2 separate regions of the Homo sapiens genome follow, and region 1 is linked to region 2. A link is an interaction called in ENCODE POLR2A ChIA-PET data of the cell type or tissue named here. Cell type or tissue: OCI-LY7. All regions are shown on one strand. Links, peaks and the distances in the headings refer to the core of each region. The heading gives the core; the rest is flanking DNA. Region 1 overlaps RASGRP4 (RAS guanyl releasing protein 4). Region 2 holds the start of LOC124904710 (a long non-coding RNA gene).

Region 1 (8,331 bases), core at 274-8,273, 120 kb after region 2:
GTGGCACGTGCCTGTAGTCCCAACTACTTGGGAGGCTGAGGCAGGAGAATTGCTTGAACCCGGGAGGTGGAGGTTGCAGTGAGCTGAGATCGCACCACTGCACTCCAGCCTGGGTGACAGAGTGAGACCCTGTCTCCAAAAAAAGAAAGAAAGAAAGAAAAAAGAAATCCCTGGAGAAGGTCCAAGGACTATCCTCATTTTTCCTTCGAGGAAATTGAGCCCCAGAGAAATTAAGTGACTAACACGAAGTCACAACAGCTGGCAAAAATTTCTGGATTCTACTTTCGTCTGAAGCTTGGATTCAGCAGCCTCCCTGCTCCCACCATCCTTGTCTCTCCATTACCCTCTTCCCCTATCAGGAACAGCAGCCTCTGGGAGGCACCAGGCAGAGGGAGAATTATTATTACTATTATTACTATTATTATTATTATTATTTTGAGACTAAGACTCGCTCTGTTGCCCAGGCTGGAGTGCAGTGGCACGATCTCGGCTCACTGCAACCTCCGCCTCCTGGGTTCAAGCAAGTCTTCTGCCTCAGCCTCCTGAGTAGCTGGGATTACAGGAGCCCACCACCACGCCTGGCTAATTTTTGTATTTTTAATAGAGATGGGGTTTCACCATGTTGGCCAGGCTGGTCTCGAACTCCTGACCTCAAGTGATCCACCCACCTCAGCCTCCCAAAGTGCTGGGACTACAGGCGTGAGCCACTGTGACTGGCCTCTCTTTTTAATTTTTTTATTATTATTTTTGAAACAGAAATCACTCTGTCACCCAGGTTGGAGCACAGTGATGCAGTTCCGGCTCACTGCAGCCTCCACCTCCTGGGTTCAAGCGACCCTCCTGCCTCAGCCTCCTGAGTAGCTGGGATTACAGGCGCCCGCCATCACGCCTGACCAATTTTTGCATTTTTAGTAGCGATGGGGGTTTCACCATGTTGGCCGGGGTGGTCTCGAACTCCTGGCCTCAAGTGATCCACCCACCTTGGCCTCCCAAAGCTTTGGGATTACAGGCGTGAGCCATCACACTGGTCCAAGAGCCTTGCTCTCTTGAGGGCTGTGGGAGGAAGGAGGGGAGGGTGTTAGAGACCAAACGGGAGCCCTGAGGAGGCAATTCCTGAAGGCAGGTCCTCCCATGCCTCTGCCTGGGGAGGACAGAAGAGATTCCAGGGGTCTTCTCCCGAGTCCCTGGTAGGCCAGGAGTAATCCTGGGATCTGCCAAAAGGAAGTCTCTTCCAGGATGCCCTGGAAGCAGTCAAGAGGAAGTTGGGGGCAATGCCTGGGGAAGGAGTTCTTATGATTCCCTGAGGGGTCTTGAGTGGTCCCAGGGGTCTTCTACTGTGATTCCCTGGGAGATTCAGAGCAGTCCTGAGCGGCGGTCCCCAGGCTTTTTGGCATCAGGGACCAGTTTTGTGGAAGGGGGTGGGGATGGTGTGGGGATGATTCAAGTTAATTACATGTATCCTGTGCTTTATTTTTATTATTATTACATTGTAATATATAATGAAATAGTTACGCAGCTCACCATAATGGAGAATCAGTGGGAGCCCTGAGCTTGTTTTCCTGCAACTGGATGCTCCCATCTGGGGGTGATGAGAGACAGTGACAGATCATCAGGCATTAGGCATCAGGCATCATAAACAGCACGCAGCCTAGATCATCAGGCATCATAAACAGCACGCAGCCTAGATCCCTCGCATGTGAAGTTCACAATAGGGTTCATGCTCCTAAGAGAGTCTAATGCCCCAGCTGATCTGACAGGAGGTGGAGCTCAGGCGGGGGTGCTTGCTTGCCCGCTGGTTCCTAACAGGCCACGGACTGGTACCTGTCTGTGTCCCAGGGGCTGGGGACCCCTGGTCTTGAGGATCTTCCTCTCTGATTCCCTGAAGGGAGCAGGAATATCCCTGGGAGTTTGCTTGTGGGAGAGGGCTCCCATGATTCCCCCAGGGATCTGGAATATTCCTGGGGATTCTCTCTAGAGTCCCTGGTAGGTCAGGGGTAACCCTGGGGCTTTGCCTTTAGGAAGCCTCTCCCGTGGTGCCTTGGGGCATTAGAGTCAAAAGGAATTCTAGGGTCTGTCCGAAAGAAGGTGCTCCCATGACTCCTTGGGGGCTGTGCCCACAGGAAGTCCCACCAGGAATGCACCGGAAAAATAGGAGGGCGAGGCCGGCCCCGCCAAGTGCGCCGCCACAAGACATGCCCCAGCCCTCGGGAAATCAGCAAGGTCATGGCTTCCATGAACCTGGGCCTGCTGAGTGAGGGCGGCTGCAGCGAAGATGAGCTGCTGGAGAAATGCATCCAGTCCTTCGGTAAGTGTCCTCTCCCCAGCAGCCTCCCTGGCCCTAACCTCGGGCTCAGCACTCGCTTCTCTCCACCTCAGTTTTTGGAGGTAAAATGAGAACAGGGCTGGGTGGAATGAAACTCAATCACTACATTAGAGATAACAGAAACACCTGCATTTCTTCTTTCCTGAAATGGAAATATATACATTTATATATATATATAATATATGTGTATATTATATATATTTATATAAATCTTTTTTCTTTTCTTTTCTTTTTCTTTTGAGACAGAGTCTCGCTCTGTTACCCAGGCTGGAGTGCAGTGGCCTGATCTCAGCTCACTGCAACCCCCACCTCCTGGGTTCAAGAGATTCTCCTGCCTCAGCTTCCCGAGTAGCTAGGATTACAGGCACATGCCACCAGGCCCAGCTAATTTTTGTGTTTTTAGTAGAAACGGTGTTTCACCATGTTGGCCAGACTTGTCCCGAACTCCTGGCCTCATATGATCCGCCCGATTCAGCCTCCCAAAGTGCTGGGATTACAGGTGTGAGCCACTGTGCCCGGCCAGTCTGGTGCTATTTCAATCTTCAGCAAGACTTGCCAGGGGTGATGCTGCCCCATGCACAATACAGATAAGGAAACTGAGGCACAGGAGGTTAGGTTGCCTGTCCAAGGTCATGCTGGGGATCACCGTTAGAGCTGGTCTTTGAACCAGGTGGTCCGGCAGGATCTGGAGCTACGCTCTGCATTGCTTGAGGGCCATTCTGTCACAGAGTACCCCTCCTTCCACCCCAGATTCAGCTGGCAGCCTGTGCCACGAGGACCACATGCTCAACATGGTGCTGGCCATGCACAGCTGGGTGCTGCCGTCCGCCGACCTGGCTGCCCGCCTGCTGACCTCATATCCTCCAGGACTGTGAGCTATGGGTGGAGGGCAGAGGGCAGAGTCGTGAGAACCTGGGCAATGGGAATGGGGAGCAGGCAGGTCATGGATCCTGGAAAACAGAGCCTTGACCAGAACTCAAATACCAGAAGGCCACAGGGGACACCCAGGAGCTGAGACGGCTGCAGATCTGTCACCTGGTCAGGTAGGGCTGGGCCGAGATCCCCACTCTCAGGACCCACGACTTCCATCCTGCTTCCCCCTCAAAAAACATTCCTCAGAGAATCCCCAGGCCAGTTCCCACAGACCCAACCAGCCCCACAGGCCAAAATCCCACTTCTGAGACACCTGTAGCTTGGTTCCTAAGACCCTCTTAGTTCCGTTCCTTAGAACCCCCACTTCCTAGAGACCCCCCTCACCAACCAGATCCCATAGACCCTCCTAGCTGGTGCCCAGAGACCTCCAACTCTGATCCCCAAAATCTCTACCTCCCACAGACCCCAGCCTAGCCCATAAGACCCCCTCATTCTGTCCCTCCAAAAATTTCACCCCCGGAAGCCCCCAGTCTAGTTCCTAGGACGCTCCACGATCTTGCTTCCCAATAATCCCACTTCCAAGTGACTCCCCGGTCTGTTTCCCACAGATCCCCCCAGTCTCTGTTAAGAGACCCCCATCCTACTCCAGAGATTCTCCAAGCCTGGTGCCCCTCCAAACCCCAACCCTCCAGGGACCCCCACACACATTTAGAGACCCCCTAGCTCAGCACCTAGAAATTCCTCAGCCCAAAATACCCCTTGTAGAGACCTTCGCCACCCCCGGCCTCATCTCACCATCTCCAAACCACTCTCAGGTACTGGCTGATGCGACACCCTGAGGTGATGCACCAGGATCCCCAGCTAGAAGAAGTCATAGGTCGTTTCTGGGCCACCGTGGCCCGGGAGGGCAACTCAGCCCAGAGAAGACTGGGAGACTCTTCTGACCTGTGAGTCAGCCCTGTGCTCCCCTCTTCCCTGCCCCATCGCCATTCTGCCATCTCCCTCTATATCCCCAAGCCCTCAACTGTGAGCCACTCCAATACCCTGCCCCTCTTGGCCCCCAGCCTGAGCCCTGGTGGCCCTGGCCCCCCACTCCCAATGAGCAGCCCAGGCCTGGGCAAAAAGCGCAAAGTGTCCTTGCTTTTCGACCACTTGGAGACGGGGGAGCTGGCTCAGCACCTCACCTACCTGGAGTTCCGGTCCTTCCAGGCTATCACGGTGAGGACCCCCTCCCATCCCCGTCCCAAGCAGGGGAGACACTGGGGTAGGGGAGGGATTGGCTGGGGGAAGGTAGGACTGAGAGGACACCTGCATGGTCATTCGGCAGAGATCTCAAAGTCTTAAACTCAAACCTGTATGCTAGAAGGTCCAGGAAAATGAGTTAAAGAGGCCAAGGCAGGCAGATCGCCTGAGGTCAGGAGTTTGAGACCAGCCTGGCCAACATGGTGAAACCCCATCTCTACTAAAAATACAAAAATTATCCAGGTGTGGTGGTGCATGCCTGTAATCCCAGCTACTTGGGAGGGTGAGGCAGGAGAATCACTTGAACCTCAGGAGGCGGAGATTACAGTGAGCTGAGATCACACCACTGCACTCCAGCCTGGGCGACAGAGCGAGATTCTGTCTCGAAAAACAACAACAACAAAAAAGTAAAATAAATAAATAAAAGGCTTATTGCAGCGACTGGCACTTAGTAAGTGCTCAAAATATTTTATCATTTATTCAACAAGCATTTAAATTCATGGTGCCTCAGTTTCCTCATCTGTAAAAAGGGGATATGCACAGTTCCTGCCTTGCAGGAACAGTGCCTGGTCCAGGGTAAATGCTATCTGCTTGAACCATTTGAAATTGTCATATATTACCTACCCAAGGATCAGTTTCATGTGCTTCAACATATATATGCATTAGCTTTTGCCATCTGGACATCATCATTTCAAGGGAAGGTGGGGATCTGTTTCCTTCATGTGAAACTGTCCCGATTGTATGTGTGTGTTGTGTGTGTGAGTGTGTATGCAAATATACTCAGTGTAGTGGATGTGGGTATGAAATGAACACTCCTTGGGCAGAACAGATAGAGGTTGATTTCAATTCATCTTCCCCAGCCTTCCCTTTGCTTACTGTATACCAGTCAGGTGTACAGTTAAGAGCATATAGACGCCCACCCTGACTCACACCTGTGTGACCCTGGGCAAATTACCTATCCTCTATGTGCCTCAACTGTCTCACCTCTAAAATGGAATGATACTCACCTCATAGAGTTATGAGGATTAAATTATTTAATATGATTACTTGTCAAATATAGTGCCTGGCTATATTGAAACATGCCTCCTCAGATGGGAGAGGAGCATGGTGACGTTAAGGACATGTAGCAGCCTGAGGGTTGGGGGACAGATGACAAAGGTCACTCCGGCTAGACCAGGCTAGGACATCAGAGATCGTGACTGCTAGTTGGATGCCATGGAAGGGCAGGGCCTGAGCGCCACGGCCCACCTTGACACCCACCTCGCTCCCAGCCCCAGGACCTGCGGAGCTACGTTTTGCAGGGCTCAGTACGAGGCTGCCCGGCCCTGGAGGGCTCCGTAGGTCTCAGCAACAGCGTGTCCCGCTGGGTGCAGGTGATGGTGCTGAGCCGTCCCGGGCCCCTACAGCGTGCACAGGTGCTGGACAAGTTCATTCACGTGGCACAGGTGAGGCCCGCCCCTTGGGGCTGCGAACTCCACTGCACGCAGCCACCTGGTCCTTCCCCTTCCAGACCCTCGACCCCACAGGGTCATCCCGGCGGTGACGTCACGCATCTCCCGGCCCCGCCCCCGAGGCCACAGCCTGGGCATTCCAACCAAGGACCGTAACTTCTTCTTTGGCCTTGATGTCACCGCGTCGCACCCACCGTGGCCCCACCCCTTGGCCCTAGACGTGACAGGCTCCCAAGCCCTATGCCCGAATATTCTATCCCCAGGTCAATGAGAGTGTCTCTTCCATGCCCCCACCTTTGTGGGGCATGGAAGCCCGAGGCTTCAATCCCCAGTCCCCAGGCCCCAGCGGTCGCTTCGGGATTGTGCATCGCTCCCCATTGCGTCCGGGCTCTCCCCGCCCCGCCCCATTGTGTTACGCCCTTCTCTTCCCCTCCCTTCCCCCTCCTTTCCGGACACCTTCTCGCCCTTCTGGGGAAAAGGGAAGCCCTACGGCCCCGCTGTGGCCGCGCCCCCTTGCGTATTTCCACGCAGACCACGCCCTTCCTCTGGTGTCTTCCCTGGCTTGCTTACTCCTGCAGGGCCCCTGAGACCTGGGGGTCTCGACGTCCGCCTGGGGTGTCCTTAGTCTGAGCATTTTCCATTCCTCCCTGGCCCCACTCTCTCCACAGCAACCTCTGCCGAAATTTGTCAAAAGGAGGGCAAGGGAATTCCCCAGCTGCCCTGGTGGCCCCACACCTGTCTAGCATCTGTCTGACTCCTCCATATCTCTCTGGCCCTATTCACCTCTGCCTGGCTCCCAGCTCCTGCCCAGAGCCTGCACCTTCTTGCCTCCCCGCACCTGTGTGACTCTCAGAGCAGTCAGACCCCCAGATGGCTGACACCCTGACATGTCTGAAGCCTCCTCCACCTGACACACACCTGTCTATTCCCCAAATCCGCCCAACTTCTCGTACTTCCTGTCTCCCCAGATTTTCTAACCTCGTATCAGTCAATCACTTGCTTGACCCTCCCGGCTCAGATAGCCATCTGACACCCCTGTGAGGCCCACACATGGCATGTCCCACTCTTGCCGCACACACCCGCCTTCTCTCACCTGTCTGATCCCCACATTGGTCCACACATGCCTGGGACCCCACCTCAACTGGGATGCTGTCATCTGAACTCCTGACTTGCCCTCCCTCCCGTGACGGCCCTGTGTGCATGCTTCTCTTCCTAGAGGCTCCACCAGCTGCAGAATTTCAACACGCTGATGGCAGTCACAGGGGGCCTGTGTCACAGTGCCATCTCCAGACTCAAGGACTCCCATGCCCACCTGAGCCCTGACAGCACCAAGGTGAATCCCACTACCCTCCCCAAAGCTCCAAGTGGTCAGCTGTCTTGAGCCCCCACACCTAATTCCCCAAGCCCTGTCCATTCCTGCCCAGGGGTCCTGGTACCACATGAAGTCCTTGCTCCTCCAAATCCCAGACCCCCAGGCTCTGCCAGCATTCCTCCTCCCTGTCATCCATCCACTCATGGTGCTGATCCCTCTCTGCTTTCAGTGTGTCTGGTCCGGAGCTGGACTGTGAGGGAGACAGATGGGAGACAGGCTAGCAGAGAACTTTGCAGTCCCCATGGGGAGGACTGGCTGAGGTCAGAAAGTGGCAGGAAATTAAGCCGAAGATGCCCTGGGAAGATCCTATAGCGCCTTGTAAGATGGGCTAAGCTAGGGAAGTTTTGAGAGTGATGACACACCCTTGATAAAATCTGGGTTTTTAAGAAATAATTATAGGCTGGGTACAGTGTGGCTCACACTTGTAATCCCAGCGTTTTGGGAGGCCAAGATTGGAGGATCACTTTAGCCCAGGTGTTTCAGACCAGCCTGGGCAACATAGCGAGACCCCATCTCCAGAAATTTTTTTTTTTTTTTTTTTTTTTTTTTGAGACAGAGTCTCGCTCTTGTCGCCCAGGCTGGAGTGCAGTGGTGCAATCTCGGCTCACTGCAACCTCTGCCTCCCGGATTCAGGTAATTCTCCTGCCCCAGCCTCCCGAATAGCTGGGATTACAGGGGTGCACCACCATGCCCTGCTAATTTTGTATTTTTAGTAGAGACAGGGTTTTACCATGTTGGCCAGGCTGGTCTCAAACTCCTGACCTAAGGCGATCCACCCACCTTGGCCTCCAAAAGTGCTGGGATTACAGGTGTGAGCCTCCGCGCCTGGCTGAAAAAAAATTTAAAAATAAATTAGCCAGGGATGGTGGCCCATGCCTGTAGTCCCAGCTACTTGGGAGGCTGAGGGGGAGGACTGCTGGAGCCTCCCCCTCAGCCTTTTCATTGTTGTTTTTTGAGACAGAGTCTCACTCTATCTCCCAGGCTGGAGTACAGTGTCGAAATCTTGGCTCACTGAAGCCTCCACCTCCCAGGTTCAAGCGATTCGCCTGCCTCAGACTCCCGAGTAGCTG
Region 2 (8,331 bases), core at 290-8,289:
TCCCATAGGCGACTGTGCGCCAGGCTCTGCTGGTTCCCGGTGCAGGGACCCTGGGAGGCAGAGTGCCGTGTGGGGGGGAAGGGAATCCCCGAGAAGGGATCAGGGATCACGATGCGGGACCCCCTCCCTTCCCACTCCCGCCCCAGGGGGAGCGCCCTACCTGGATGTACTCAGTGAGGCTGTTGAACACCTGCTTAGCCACCGACATGGCTTTGGAGAAGTTCCTCTTGCCCTGCTCTTCAATGACATCCTTGCCCGAGTAGTACCAGTAGAAGTCGCTGATGGATTCCTGGTGGGGGCGGGTAGGGTGTGAGGGGGTGCTGGGGCCGACCATGGCCCTGCAGCCCCCGACCCAAGTCACACCTGAACCGTCTCACGTCCTCACCTGCAGCCGCAGGAGGTAGTCCACAGTGCAAATGATGATGTTAATAGTGGTCGTGTTCCCTGTCTGTGTCCGTAGGTAGTTCTGGAAATCTGGGGAGATGAAAAGTCATTTATCCAGCACCTCCCATGTGCTAGGGGAGATGAACAGTGGGTCATTTATTCATTTATGCAATACTCATGTGTTGAGTTCCTATTGTATGCCAGAAAGCATATCATCATCAATTTATTTAATAACTATCAAGTACTTACTATGTGACAGAGAAAGATGGATGATCATTTATTCATTTGTCTAAAAATACTGGCCGGGTGGCTCACGCCTGTAATTCCAGCACTTTGGGAGGCCCAGGCAGGCAGATCACCTGAGGTCAGGAGTTTGAGACCAGCCTGACCAACATGGTGAAACCCCGTCTCTACTAAAAATACAAAAATTAGCTGGGTGTGGTGGTGGGCACCTGCAATCCTAACTACTTGGGAGGCTGAGGCAGGAGAATCGCTTCAACCCCGGAGGCAGAGGTTGCAGTGAGTGGAGATCTCACCATTGCAGTCCAGCCTGGGCAACAAGATGGAAACCCCGTCTCAAAAATAAATAAATAAATAAATAAATAATTTTAAAATAGGCTGGGAGCGGTGGCTCACACCTGTAATCCCAGCACTTTGGGAGGCCCAGGTGGGTGGATCACTTGAGGTCAGGAGTTTGAGACCAGCCTGGCCAACATGGTGAAATCCCGTCTCTACTAAAAAAAATACAAAATTAGCCAGGTGTGGTGGCATGTGCCTGTAATCCCAGCTACCTGGGAGGCTGAGGCAGGAGAATTGCTTGAACCCGGAAGGCAGAGGTTGCAGTGAGCCTAGATCATGCCACTGCACTCCAGCTTGGGCAACAAGAGTGAAACTCCGTCTCAAAAAATAAATAAATATAAAAAAATAAAATATAAATATTATTGAGGGCCTGCTATGTGTCAAATGTGGTGGAGCGTCATTTATTCATTCAGTTTTTTCCAACAAATTTGTATATTGACCACCAACTATGTAGCAGGGAGAAATAGAGATTCAGTTCCTCGTTAGTTTCCAAACAATTTTATCAAATTCCTCCTATGTGCTGGGGATATTCATGCATTTATCCAACAAATATTTATTGAGCACCTACTAAAGGCCAGGGAACATATGGATTGGTCACTTGTTCATTTATTCAACATATTTTATTGAGTGTATACTACATCCTCACGAGATTAAGATTGTCACATCCTCTTTGCTACAACAAATTTGTTGCGTTCTTACTATGTGTCATGCAGTATTCTAGGCTCTGGGGATACAGTAGTAAAAAAAAAAAAAACAGTCCCCGGCCTTGGGGGGGATTTTTTTTTTTTTTTGACAAGGTCTCCCTCTGTTGCCTAGGTTGGAGTACTGTGGCATGATCATAGCTCACTGCAGCCTTGACCTCCTGGGTTCAAGTGGTCCTCCCACCTCAGCCTCCCAGGTAGCTGGAACTATAGGTGTGAGCCACCACATCCGGCCAATTTTTAATTTTTTTGTTGAGACCAGCCCAGGCTGGTCTCGAACTCCTGGCCTCAAGCAACCCTCCTACCTTGACCTCCCATAGTGCTGGGATTACAGACATGAGCCGTATGTCCAGCCCCTGCCCTTGTGAAGTTTATATTCTTGTGCAGTAATTTTTTAATCTTTTCTGACTGCAATCTATGGTAGGAAATCCTTTTTTTTTTGAGATACAGTCTTGCTCTGTCACCCAGGCTGGAGTGCAGTGGCATGATCTCAGTTCACTGCAAACTCTGCCTCCCAGGTTCAAGCAATTCTCCTGCCTCAGCCTCCTGAGTAGCTGGGATTACAGGCATGCGCCACCACGCCCGGCTAATTTTTTTGCATTTTTAGTAGAGACAGGGTTTCACCATATTGGACAGGCTGGTCTCCAACTCCTGACCTTGTGATCCACCTGCCTCGGCCTCCCAAAGTGCTGGGATTACAGGTGTAAGCCACCACACCCAGCCGAGGAAATCCTTTTTACATTGAGACCTGATACATGTGTTCAATCTGAAATTATATTCACCTATTCCCGAAAGAGAAGTTTCACATTGCCTTACTCTGTGCCATGCATTCTGTTCTTTTCTGTCCTGTACTGCTCTAGTTAACTACAAAAGAAGAAGTGTGTGCTTCTCATCCTCTCAACCTTGGCTGCACATCAGGACAACTAGGAGGCTTTTAAAAACCCCAGTGCTCAGGCCCAACCCCAGATCAATTGAATTAGAACCTGTAAAGGCAAAACCTGGGCTTAAGTCTCTTTTAAAGCTCCCCAGGCATGCCAGTGTACAATTACAATGAGAACCTCTGCGTGAAACTGATTCATGAACGTCTGTCTGATGGGTTGGTTCCCACTATTTAAAAAACATTGTTCTGTGAAAGCAAACTGTTAAAGCTGAGTGATGGGTAGTTGGGGGTTTATTATACTGTAATATATGATTGGAGGTTTATTACACTGTAGTATATGATTGGAGGTTTATTACACTGTAGTATATGATTGGAGGTTTATTACACTGTAGTATATGATTGGAGGTTTATTACACTGTAGTATATGATTGGAGGTTTATTACACTGTAGTATATGATTGGAGGTTTATTACACTTTAGTATATGATTGGAGGTTTATTACACTGTAGTATATGATTGGAGGTTTATTACACTGTAGTATATGATTGGAGGTTTATTACACTGTAGTATATGATTGGAGGTTTATTACACTGTAGTATATGATTGGAGGTTTATTACACTGTAGTATATGATTGGAGGTTTATTACACTGTAGTATATGATTGGAGGTTTATTACACTGTAGTATATGATTGGAGATTTATTACACTGTAGTATATGATTGGAGGTTTATTACACTGTAGTATATGATTGGAGGTTTATTACACTGTAGTATATGATTGGAGGTTTATTATACTGTAGTATATGATTGGAGGTTTATTATACTGTAGTATATGATTGGAGGTTTATTATACTGTAGTATATGATTGGAGGTTTATTATACTGTAGTATATGATTGGAGGTTTATTATACTGTAGTATATGATTGGAGGTTTATTATACTGTAGTATATGATTTTTTTTTTTTTTGGTAGAGACAGGGTCTCCTTATGTTGCCCAGACTTGTCTTGAACTGCTGGGCTCAAGTGATCCTCCTGCCTCAGCCTCCTAAAGTGCTGGGATTACAGGCATGAGCCACAGTGCCCAGCCAAGTCCTTTTAAATGTTTATAGCAACATCATGTTGCACAGGAAGGTTTTAACAGCCCCTGAAAGTATTTTTGCCCCCCGTTTTTCTTTCCCCTTAACTTTTTTACAGTCAGTTCACAATTGCTCTATCAGGTTGGCTCAACAGAAGGCCCATTTTGCCTAGTTTCATGACATAGACAAAGCATACTCAAATATTCAAAATTTTATAAGCAAAGGTACAGGTTTTCCCATCAACCCTGCTTTCTAACTCCTTTATTTGTGTTAATTTAAATTGTTAAATTAAATTGTGTTAATTTAAATTGGGCTATATGCAAAAATAAAAGATACACAGCTCCTGTAAAAAAAATTCTGGCAACTGACAACACCTGTTATAGACATGTGCAAATAAGTGAGAGACAAACCTTTTGTCTGCTTTGAATAGCACTGACTCCTCAAGACATGCAAGGGGTCTGAGATTTGAAAGATATTTCAAATATCTATTTGATTAGGTCATGAATTTAGGCGAGGACTGGGTTGCAAATATGTTGGGAGACAGCAATCCCTTTCATAACAACATTCTCATTTTCAAAACTTCATATTCCTGAGGAATAAAATTTATTTTAAACCCAAAGACTGATTCCATCTTAGTTAAAATTAAAGAATGAAAATCTTAGTCCCGGCTGGGTATGGTGGCTCACACCTGTAATCCCAGCATTTTAGGAGGCCAAGGCAGGAGGATTGCTTGAATCCAGGAGTTTGAGATCCCCTGGGCAACACAGTGAGATCTCATCTCTACAAAAAATAAAAAACTTAGCCAGACATGGTGATGCATGCCTGTAGTCCTGGATACTCGGGAGGCTGAGGGGTGGATTACTTGAGCCCAGGAGGCAGAGGTTGCAGCGAGCTGTGATCACACCACTGCACTCCAGTCTGGGCGACAAGAGTGAGACTCTGTCTAAAAAAAAAAAAAAAAAAAAGAAAAAATCTTAGTCCCATGGCACAAAGGTATTTAATAAACCTTGAAAAACTCGTTGTGGACACAAGAGCTTTTGAAAATTCAAGACAAAGAGATCATACTTTATCCTTTGTTGAAAGAAAAAGAATGAAGATTAAAGATATTTACAAATCAGTTACCTTAAAGAGCACTAACCAAGTGGGTGAAGGTTCTATGGAAGTAAGATTACTAATTACTCCAATTCTTGTCACGAAAGTTGATTTCCGGGTAGTCTGTGGTTTCCTAATCACCTGCTAAAGGTTATAACCACAATCTTGAGACTGTACATGTTTGTTATAGGAAATGGCATTGGGTAGAATGTTTTTTGTGCAGAATTTTGTCTGTTCTGTAAAGTTGTAAGCTAGGTTTGCTGCATGAGACTGCATTTCTCATCATTGATGTTGTGTAATTAATTTGCTGTCATCCTCAATCTTGTTAAATTGGCTGAACCACAACAAAACAAAACTCTTGCTTAAGATAGGAAAGAATCTGTAGGCCTTTGTACAGATCTTTCCTCTGCAAAGATTTTATAAGCAAAATAAACAAGTGATTCTAATAGATTTATTTTTAAATGCCAGGCAGTTTTTTCCCTTAGGTCTTTTCTGGACCTAAAGTACAGAAATCCACCACGTGTATAGAACTTTGGCAGCCACTGCAGAGCGCCTGTGGGAAAATAGCATGTGACAAATTGTCCATTTGGGCAAATTGATTTTTGGCCAAATTGGTTTTTGGCAGGTTGCTTTTGGGGAATTGGACTGGCCAGAGGAGATGAGGGGGAAACAAAGTGGCTAGATTCCAGAAATTCCAGCGAGGTTTTTTTTTGAGATGGAGTTTTGCTCTGTTGCCCAGGCTGGAGTGCAATGGTGCGATCTTGGCTCACTGCAACCTCCATCTCATGGGTTCAAGCGATTCTCCTGCCTCAGCCTCCTGAGTAGCTGGGACTACAAGCATGTGCCACCACGCCCTGCTATTTTTTTTATATTTTTAGTAGAGACGGGGTTTCACCATGTTGGCCAGGCTGGTCTCGAACTCCTGACCTCAGGAGATCCACCAGCCTTTGCCTCCCAAAGTGCTGTGATTATAGGCCTGAGTCACTGCGCCCAGCCTCCAGAGAGATTTTGAAAGCTAGGTGGATTGACACTGGCTGGAGAGTGGCCATCATTGACCGGGGGAGGAGGAGGGGCGGAAACTAATTCAGTCAACCCTTCCGTACCAGCCCCAAACCTCGGCTTCCCCTCCACCCCACACCCCTCCTCCTCACCATTATTGTGCCCCTCACAGAGCAATTGTAGGAATCGGAACAGGTCTTGTGTGAATTCATCATCCGCCATGACCTTCTCTCCTAGGTGGAAGGGAGGGGACAGGGCCCAGGAGGGGTCAGATGCGCCAAGACACAGCGCACACATGCACAAGGCCCATGCACACTGCACACGCATGCACAAAGCATGGGGGTGCTGGGAGGAGCAGCTGCCACTCCAAAGACACTGTGAGGGCCATGGGCATCCATGACGCCAGGCGGTCTTGACCTCAGAGCCCATGACATCAGCAGACGGAGACCCAAGGGGCCCTGAGTCATGAAGCTGGGGCCTCAAGTGTCTTTCTACATCAGTGCCCTCTGATGTCACCACTTGTGTTACGTTCGGGAGAGTCTGCTGACCTAGCAGACATTCAGGCAGCTGGTAATGCCCTCAGCCCCCCTTCAGACCGTGGAGGTTAATGGATTATGGGGGTTTGGGTCACCTTCACACAAAGGCTCTGGGCAGGGGAAGATTGGGCTGGGAGGGATAAGGGATGGGGATTGAAAGCCAGCCAATTGGCCCAGATGCCTTGAAAGCAGCCAATCCAGGAGTAGCACAGGGGAGGCGTGTAAACAAGGGCCAATCAGAATGGGCATCTGAAAGAAGCAAATCATGGTGGGCGGTAGGGGAGGAGGCTAGACCGCAAATGGGCCAACCAGAGCAGGCACAGAGGAGGCAGGCGCAGAGGAGGCAGGCGCACACCAATCAGAGTGGATGCCGGAGGCAACCAATTCGGTTGGTGGATGGGAAACGCTGACTGACCAATCTGAGGTCGGGGTGCAGAGAGCAGAGTAGGTGGGAGTGGGGATCACTCCACACCGGGACTGCGAATCTGGGTCTGGAAGTCCGACAATATCCAGCTGGAAAGAGATCTTTACCATGTTCTCTAGCTTCTGCTTCACACATGGGGAAAGTGAAGCTTAGGGAAGGTAAGAGACTTGTTCACAGGCCCATGTATTCTCAGTGGCTGATCTGGGACCTGAATCATGCTCCCCAGACTCCTGATCTCCAGGTTTTGCACTGGCAGGGTGCACCTGCTGAAGGGTCCCTCCCTCCCCTCCACGTCCCAGATCCTCAGCCCCTAGGTGGAGGGGTGGACGGGGTTAGGAGGGGTGGGTGACAGCAGCACAGCACGGGGGTGGGCTGGGGGAATTACCGTTCTGGCGATTGATGACTGGGGCAGCCAACAGGATGGGAGGAGGAAGCAGGAGAAAAGAGAGAAAAAGAGAGGGAGACAGACCGCAAACACACACAATGACAGTCAGGGACAGAGACACAGAAAGACACACAGAGAGAGAGGAACAACCCACAGAGAGAAAGGCAGAGTGATAAGGAGACAGAAGGAAATGGATTAGCAGGGAAGAGGGTAGGAAATGAGGGTAAAAGCAGAGGGAATGAAAGAAGAGGATGGAGAGGGAGAGAGAGAGATGAAGACATAGAGGTAGAAAGGCAGGAGCGAGGATCCGGGTAGAAAGGTTAGACACGTCACAACACGGCAAAGAGGAGACGCGATTAACCCGGATTAGGGACATTAATAAGAGAACAGCAACCAGGGCGTGACATTTGGGGCACGTGGAGGGTGGGGTCCATGTAGTGATGGGTGAGAACACAAGACAGAATGACTTCTGGTGGCGGGGGGGGGCGGAGGTGGGTGGTGGACATGGGGAGGGAGACCCCAGGGGGATGGAGGGGGTGGGACTGGGGGACCACAGCAGAGGGAGGGACCCGAGGGAGCCCTTGGGAACCAGTGTCTTGGAGGAAGGGAGCTCTGGGCAATGGCGGGTGGGGGTGGGGTGGGAGGAATCCCAAAGGAAGATGTCTCAGGGGGTGGGAAGCCCAAGGGAGGGCCTCACCAGTGCCATCCTCATTCACCATGCCCAGCCCCTCGGCCTTGTTCTGTCTCTCAAAGGCATTGAGATCCAGGACGCTGAGGAAAAGAAAGGAAAGATAGGGGGTATGTGATGAAGCCTCTGCCCTCCTCTCTCCCAGGGCCTGGCAGCTCCCCACCATGGTAGCCTGGAGAGCCACAGTAAACCATCTATGCGCTGAAATCAAGAGGAAGCAGAAATGAAGAGTTGGCAGAAGCTAGGACATATGGTTGGGCCAGGATGAACCATGCGCAAGCTGAAATAATGAGGAACCAGAAACCACCCATTTAGCAAAAGCTGCAGAGGGTAGGAAAAATCAGCCGGCAGCAAGAGGTGAATAAAGGCAGACAACAGTAGAGGCAGATTAATTGGGATCATCAGAGAGCTCCTAAATCTCCCACTGCCAAGTTCCCCTTAAATTCTCAAGTTTTTGGTTCCACTGTCTGGAATTCATAATGCAACTCATTCTTCAAGTCTATGACATTTTGCCTCCCTTATTGTTCTACATTAATTCTTATAATAAATTCCCTGTTATTTGAGCGATTCTGAGTGAGTCTCTTTCCCTG

Evidence for each region. ChIA-PET counts read pairs that join two places held together with the same protein. Peaks named below come from ENCODE experiments on the same cell type or tissue, not always from the same donor. Only the 100,000 strongest peaks of a DNase experiment are listed, where the experiment ranks them.
Region 1: POLR2A ChIA-PET joins it to region 2 with 10 read pairs; 3 of 35 experiments call an interaction of 5 or more read pairs at or near these places.

Annotation. Positions count from the first base shown.
Region 1 is chr19:38,415,943-38,424,273 of GRCh38, reverse strand. It overlaps RASGRP4 (RAS guanyl releasing protein 4), which reads left to right. Exons shown (of 17, transcript NM_170604.3): 2 at 2,121-2,305; 3 at 3,074-3,179; 4 at 3,304-3,366; 5 at 4,012-4,143; 6 at 4,261-4,414; 7 at 5,710-5,883; 8 at 7,106-7,222. Among named protein-coding and RNA genes, the nearest start is that of RASGRP4, 6.1 kb to the left of the region's middle. In OCI-LY7, for the core only: no CTCF peak of the experiment used is centred there; a DNase peak (open chromatin) is centred at 6,363; H3K4me3 peaks cover 718 bases.
Region 2 is chr19:38,535,490-38,543,820 of GRCh38, reverse strand. It overlaps RYR1 (ryanodine receptor 1), which reads right to left. Exons shown (of 106, transcript NM_000540.3): 82 at 7,751-7,824; 83 at 7,054-7,071; 84 at 5,861-5,941; 85 at 386-474; 86 at 161-289; 87 at 1-50. LOC124904710 (a long non-coding RNA gene) reads left to right here and starts at 6,708. Exons shown (of 2, transcript XR_007067250.1): 1 at 6,708-6,826; 2 at 7,887-8,308. In OCI-LY7, for the core only: no CTCF peak of the experiment used is centred there; a DNase peak (open chromatin) is centred at 4,840.